2 separate regions of the Homo sapiens genome follow, and region 2 is linked to region 1. A link is an interaction called in ENCODE POLR2A ChIA-PET data of the cell type or tissue named here. Cell type or tissue: K562. All regions are shown on one strand. Links, peaks and the distances in the headings refer to the core of each region. The heading gives the core; the rest is flanking DNA.

Region 1 (2,910 bases), core at 298-2,797:
GTGCAATGGCGCTCAATGCAACCTCCACCTCCCAGGTTCAAGCGATTCTCCTGCCTCAGCCTCCGTAATAGCTGGAACTACAGGCGTGCGCCACCACCCCTGACTAATTTTTGTATTTTTAGTAGAGACGGCGTTTCACCATATTGGCCAGGCTGGTCTCAAACTCCTGACCTCAGGTGATCCATGCTCCTTGGCCTCCCAAAGTGCTGGGATTACAGGTGTAAGCCACCGCATCTAGCCAAAATCTTAGCTTTTTTTTTTTTTTTTTGAGACAGAGTCTTGCTCTGTCGCCCAGGCTGGAGTGCAGTGGTGGCGCGATCTCTGCTCACTTGCAGCCTCCACCTCCCGGGTTCAAGCGATTCTCCTGCCTCAGCCTCCCGAGTAGCTAGGACTACAGGTGCGTGCCATCATGCCCGGCTAATTTTTTGTAGTTTATTAGTAGAGATGGAGTTTCACCATGTTAGCCAGCATGGTCTCAATCTCCTGACCTCGTGATCCACCCACCTTGGCTTCCCAAAGTGCTGGGATTACAGGTGTGAACCACCGCACGCCCAGCCAATCTTCCCATTCTTTCTTTTTTTGTTGTTGTTGTTTTCGTTTTTTTGAGACAGAGTCTCGCTCTGTCGCCCAGGCTGGAGTGCGGTGGCATAATCTCGGTTCACTGCAAGCTCCGCCTCCCGGGTTCACGCCATTCTCCTGCCTCAGCCTCCCAAGTAGCTGGGACTACAGGCGCCCACCACCATGCCTGGCTAATTTTTGTATTTTTAGTAGAGATGGGGTTTCACCGTGTTAGCCAGGATGGTCTAGATCTCCTGACCTCGTGATCCGCCCACCTCGGCCTACCAAAGTGCTGGGATTACAGCATGAGCCACCGCACCTGGCCAATCTTCCCATTCTTTTTTTTTTTTTTTTTTTTTTTTTTTGAGATAGAGTCTCGCTCTGTCGCCCAGGCTGGAGTGCAGTGGCACAATCTCGGCTCACTGCAAGCTCCACCTCCCACGTTCATGCCATTCCCATGCCTCAGCCTCCTGAGTAGCTGGGACTACAGGCGCCTGCCACCACGCCCGGCTAATTTTTTTGTATTTTTTTTAGTAGAGACGGGGTTTCACCATGTTAGCCAGGATGGTCTCGATCTCCTGACCTCGTGATCCGCCCACCTCGGCCTCCCAAAGTGCTAGGATTACAGGCGTGAGCCACTGCGCCCGGCCCAATCTTCCCACTCTTAAAGGCTGAGCCTATATTTCCAAAATCTTAAAAGAAAAAAAAATCAGACCAATCTAGCCAGTGAGCACGCCCTCCTCAGAAACCATATAATTATCAACTAGGAGGTAGTGGAGTATAGTGGTTGCTAGCTCAGACTCTCATGGGATAAATTTGGATTGGAATCTCGACCCTTACCTTTTCTAAGCACTAGTTTTCACCTTTCTGAAATAAACACACAATAGTACCTGGGGGTCTGTGGAGTTTTGGGGACTAAGTGACCTCATGGATGTAAACGGCTTGGCTCAATATACAAGTCATCAAAGTGATAGTCCATTTTATTATCAGACTTATTTAGAAAGCAATCACATACTTGTATGTTAAATGAGGGGTTTGGACTTGACTCGCATGGTCTTTTGGCTTACATTTTCAGGTTGTACTTATTTCCTTGCAGTCTAATAGAAGATAGCTTGGTGAGGCAATGCTACAATAGACTAGAAGTCAAAAGACCTAAGTTCTGGTTTTGCCTTTTCCCAATATAAGACACTGGTACATCATTTATGCCCTTGAGCCTCAATTTTCTTATCTATAAAATGGGATTGCAGGCTGGCACGGTGGCTCACGCCTGTAATCCCAGCACTTTGGGAGGCAGAGGTGGGCGGATCAGAAGGTCAGGAGTTTGACACCAGCCTCACTAACATGGGGAAACCCCATCTCTACCAAAAATATAAAAATTAGCTGGGCGTGGTGATACGCCTGTAACCCAGCTACTCACAAGGCTGAGGCAGGAGAATCGCTTGAACCCAGAAGGCAGAGGTTGCAGTAAACCAAGATCGCGCCATTGCACTCCAGCCTGGACAAAACGAGTGAAACTGCTTCTCAAAAAAACAAAAAAGGGATTAATAGCACTTGTGTTACTGGAAAGGTGTCCCAGTCCAGACCCCAAGAGAGGTTTCTTGGATATTATGAAGAAGAGTTCAGAGCAAGTCCATAAAGTGAAAGCAAGTTTATTAAGAAAGTAAAAAACACGCTGGGCGCGGTGGCTCCGGCCTGTAATCCCAGCGCTTTGGGAGGCCGAGGTGGGTGGATCACGAGGTCAGGAGATCGAGACCATCCTGGCTAACATGGTGAAACTCCATCTCTACTAAAAATACAAAAAATCAGTCGGGCGTGGTGGTGGGCGCCTGTAGTCCCAGCTACTCGGGAGGCTGAGGCAGGAGAATGGCATGACCCCGGGAGGCGGAGCTGGCAGTGAGCCAAGATTTCGCCACTGCACTCTAGCCTGGGTGACAGAGCAGAAAGTAAAGAAACAAAAGAATAGTTACTCCACAGGTAGAGCAGCCAGGAAGGCTGCTGGTTGTCCATTTTTATGGTTTTTTTTTTTTTTTTTTTTTTTGAAAGAGAGTCTTGCTCTGTTGCCCAGGATGGAGTGCAGTGGCACAATCTCAGCTCACTGCAAGCTGTGCCTCCCAGGTTCACGCCATTCTCCTGCCTCAGCCTCCCGAGTAGCTGGGACTACAGGCACCCGCAACCACGCCCGGCTAATTTTTAGGATGACTCTCATTGCCATCTTGGTATTGGTGAGTTTTGGCCAACTTCTTTACTGAAAACTCTTTTATCAGCAAGGTCTTTATGACCTGTATCTTGTGCTGACTTCCTATCTCATCCTGTGACTTAGAATGCGTAATCGTCTGGGAATGCAGCCCATTA
Region 2 (2,841 bases), core at 342-2,841, 110 kb after region 1:
GTACCATGCCGCTTCTGCAGAGGAACAGGCAACCATCGAACGCAACCCCTACACCATCTTCCATCAAGCACTGAAAAACTGTGAGCCTATGATTGGGCTGGTACCCATCCTCAAGGGAGGCCGTTTCTACCAGGTGAATGAATGGCCAGGGCAAGAAAGCAGGGCCCTCCACATGTGAAACAAGATAGGTGGTGCTTGGGAGTTGGGTCAAGATTGATAGCTTTCTAGCTGGTGCAGTGGGATTGCACCTGTAATCTCAGCACTTTGGGAGCCTAATGCAGGATAGCTTGAGCTCAGGAGTTAAGAGACAGCAGGGCAACATAGGGAGATCCCGTCTCTACAAAAAAAACAAAAAAATTAGCCAGGTGTGGTGGTGTGCATCTGTGCTCCCAACTACTCAGGAGGCTGAGGTAGGAGGATCACTTGAGTCCAGGAGGTCAAGGCTGCAGTGAGTTATGATTACGCCCCTGCATTCCAGCCTGGGCAAGAGAGAGAAACCTTGTCTCAGAAAAAAAAAAAAAAAAAACGGCTGGGCACGGTGGCTCACACCTGTAATCCCAGCACTTTGGGAGGCCGAGGTGGATGGATTACCTGAGGTGGGGAGTTCGAGATCAACAAGGAGAAACCCTGTTTCTACTAACAATACAAAATTAGCCAGGTGTGGTGGCACATACCAGTAGTCCCAGCTACTTGGGAGGCTGAAGCAGGAGAATCGCTTGAACCCAGGATGCAGAGGTTGCAGTGAGCCGAGAGCACACCACCGCACTCCAGCCTGGCAACAGAGCAAGACGCCATCTCAAAAAAAAAAAAAAAAAAAGAATTGAGACTGTTACGGTCCACTCATCTGAGTCCTGTAGCGTAAAAATTATAGGCAGAAGGTGGAAGAGAGTGAAGAAGTATCTAAGTGACATCTGGGAGCCCACCTCCCTTCGCCTTCTTCTGTCAAGCATCCTGTGTGTCCTAACCTGTAAAATTCTCATGGCGAGGGACTATTCATATCCTGTCTTTGTATGCCAGTGTTTGGCATAGTGCTTGACCGATAACTGATGCTTCATCAGTGTTTGCTGAACAGTACTAGGTATCTCTTTCATAGCATTTAATTATATTTTATTGTCCTGAGTTTTCTTGTGTTCTCCTTTTTCAATATCAACTCCATGGGGTAGGGACTTCATTATTGTCTGCACTCTCGTGTCTGGCATGGTACTGACGCATAGTGAGGGCCTGACAAATGATTTTTGGACACGGGGTCTTGTTTTTGGTTTTCTTTAACTGTTTGTATAGGGTCTTTTTGTTTTTAACTTTTTTTTTTTTTTTTGAGATGGAGTTTCGCTTTTGTTGCCCAGACTGGAGTGCAGTGCTGTAATCTCAGCTCTCGGCTCACTGCAGCCTCCGCCTCCCGGGTTCAAGAGATTCTCCTGTCTCAGTCCCTGCCCACCCCAAGTAGCTGGGATTACAGGTGGCCGCCACCATGCCCAGCTAATTTTTTTGTATTTTTAGTAGAGACAGGGTTTTGCTGTGTCTGAAGACTGAAGGGGTCTTGTTTTTAGGTACCTATGGTCTGAGGTGGATTAGTCACCCCAGCTAATGGGGCTTTTCCTATTTGGTTCTTATAACAACTTGGTAGGACTACCATTTAGGAGGGAAAATGGCCAGTGCTTTTCTTCTTTTTCTTTTTCTTTTTTTTTGAGACGAAGTCTCGCTCTGTTGCCCAGGCTGGAGTGCAGTGGTGCATTCTTGGCTCACTGCAACCTCCGTCTCCTGGGTTCAAGCATTTCTACCTCAGCCTCCCAAGTAGCTGGGATTACAGGCGCCTGCCACCACGCCCAGCTAATTTTTGCATTTTAGTAGAGACGAGGTTTCACCACATTGGCCAGGCTGGTGTCGAAATCCTGACCTCAGGTAATCCACCTGCCTCAGCCTCCCAAAGTGCTGGAATTACAGGCGTGAACCATCGTGCCTGGCCTTCTTTTTTTTTTAATATATGGAGACAGGGTCTTGTTATATTGACGAGGCTGGTCTTGAACTCCTGGGCTCAAGCGATCCTCCTGCCTCAGCCTCCCAAAGTGCTGGGATTACAGGTGTGAACCACAGTGCCGGGAGAGGCCAGTGCTTAATTAGTATTTGCTGAATGAACGCCTCTTATGTCTGCTACACTGGGGTCACCTGAAGGTGAGGGAAGCTCGAAGAAAAGACAGGCCCTTCTCCCCAGGCCTGACCAGGGCTGGTCCAGAGGGAACATGTGGCTACTCCTTAGAATTCAGGGAGGCAGGAGGCCCCAAACCCTGGCAGACTCTTGGACCAACTTGCCTATGTCCTGTCTCACCCAGGTCCCTGTACCCCTACCCGACCGGCGTCGCCGCTTCCTAGCCATGAAGTGGATGATCACTGAGTGCCGGGATAAAAAGCACCAGCGGACACTGATGCCGGAGAAGCTGTCACACAAGCTGCTGGAGGCTTTCCATAACCAGGGCCCCGTGATCAAGAGGAAGCATGACTTGCACAAGATGGCAGAGGCCAACCGTGCCCTGGCCCACTACCGCTGGTGGTAGAGTCTCCAGGAGGAGCCCAGGGCCCTCTGCCGCAAGAAACAGTGTGAGCTACTGCCACGCTGAAAACTACCTGTGGGTTAAGGATGTAGTTCCTTTGTAAGGGTGGGCAGGCCTCGTAAGAAAGATGTAGCAGCATATTCACTATCCGTTAATCCTTCTTTCTTTGAGGCTGGAACTTGCTCTCTCTGCCCCTATTTCCTTGTAAAGAGGGAGCACATTGACTTGGGAATTTCCTCCAGGAAACTCAGGGCTGTTTTCTCTTCCCTTAGGTTGGGGCGGACCTTTGGATATA

The links. ChIA-PET counts read pairs that join two places held together with the same protein. Peaks named below come from ENCODE experiments on the same cell type or tissue, not always from the same donor. Only the 100,000 strongest peaks of a DNase experiment are listed, where the experiment ranks them.
Region 2: POLR2A ChIA-PET joins it to region 1 with 23 read pairs; 9 of 35 experiments call an interaction of 5 or more read pairs at or near these places.

What each region holds. Positions count from the first base shown.
Region 1 is chr17:75,155,735-75,158,644 of GRCh38, forward strand. No RefSeq gene overlaps it. Among named protein-coding and RNA genes, the nearest start is that of JPT1, 2.7 kb to the left of the region's middle. In K562, for the core only: no CTCF peak of the experiment used is centred there; no DNase peak of the experiment used is centred there.
Region 2 is chr17:75,263,375-75,266,215 of GRCh38, forward strand. It overlaps MRPS7 (mitochondrial ribosomal protein S7), which reads left to right. Exons shown (of 5, transcript NM_015971.4): 4 at 1-133; 5 at 2,328-2,841. The coding sequence ends at 2,549. Among named protein-coding and RNA genes, the nearest start is that of MRPS7, 2.9 kb to the left of the region's middle. In K562, for the core only: no CTCF peak of the experiment used is centred there; no DNase peak of the experiment used is centred there.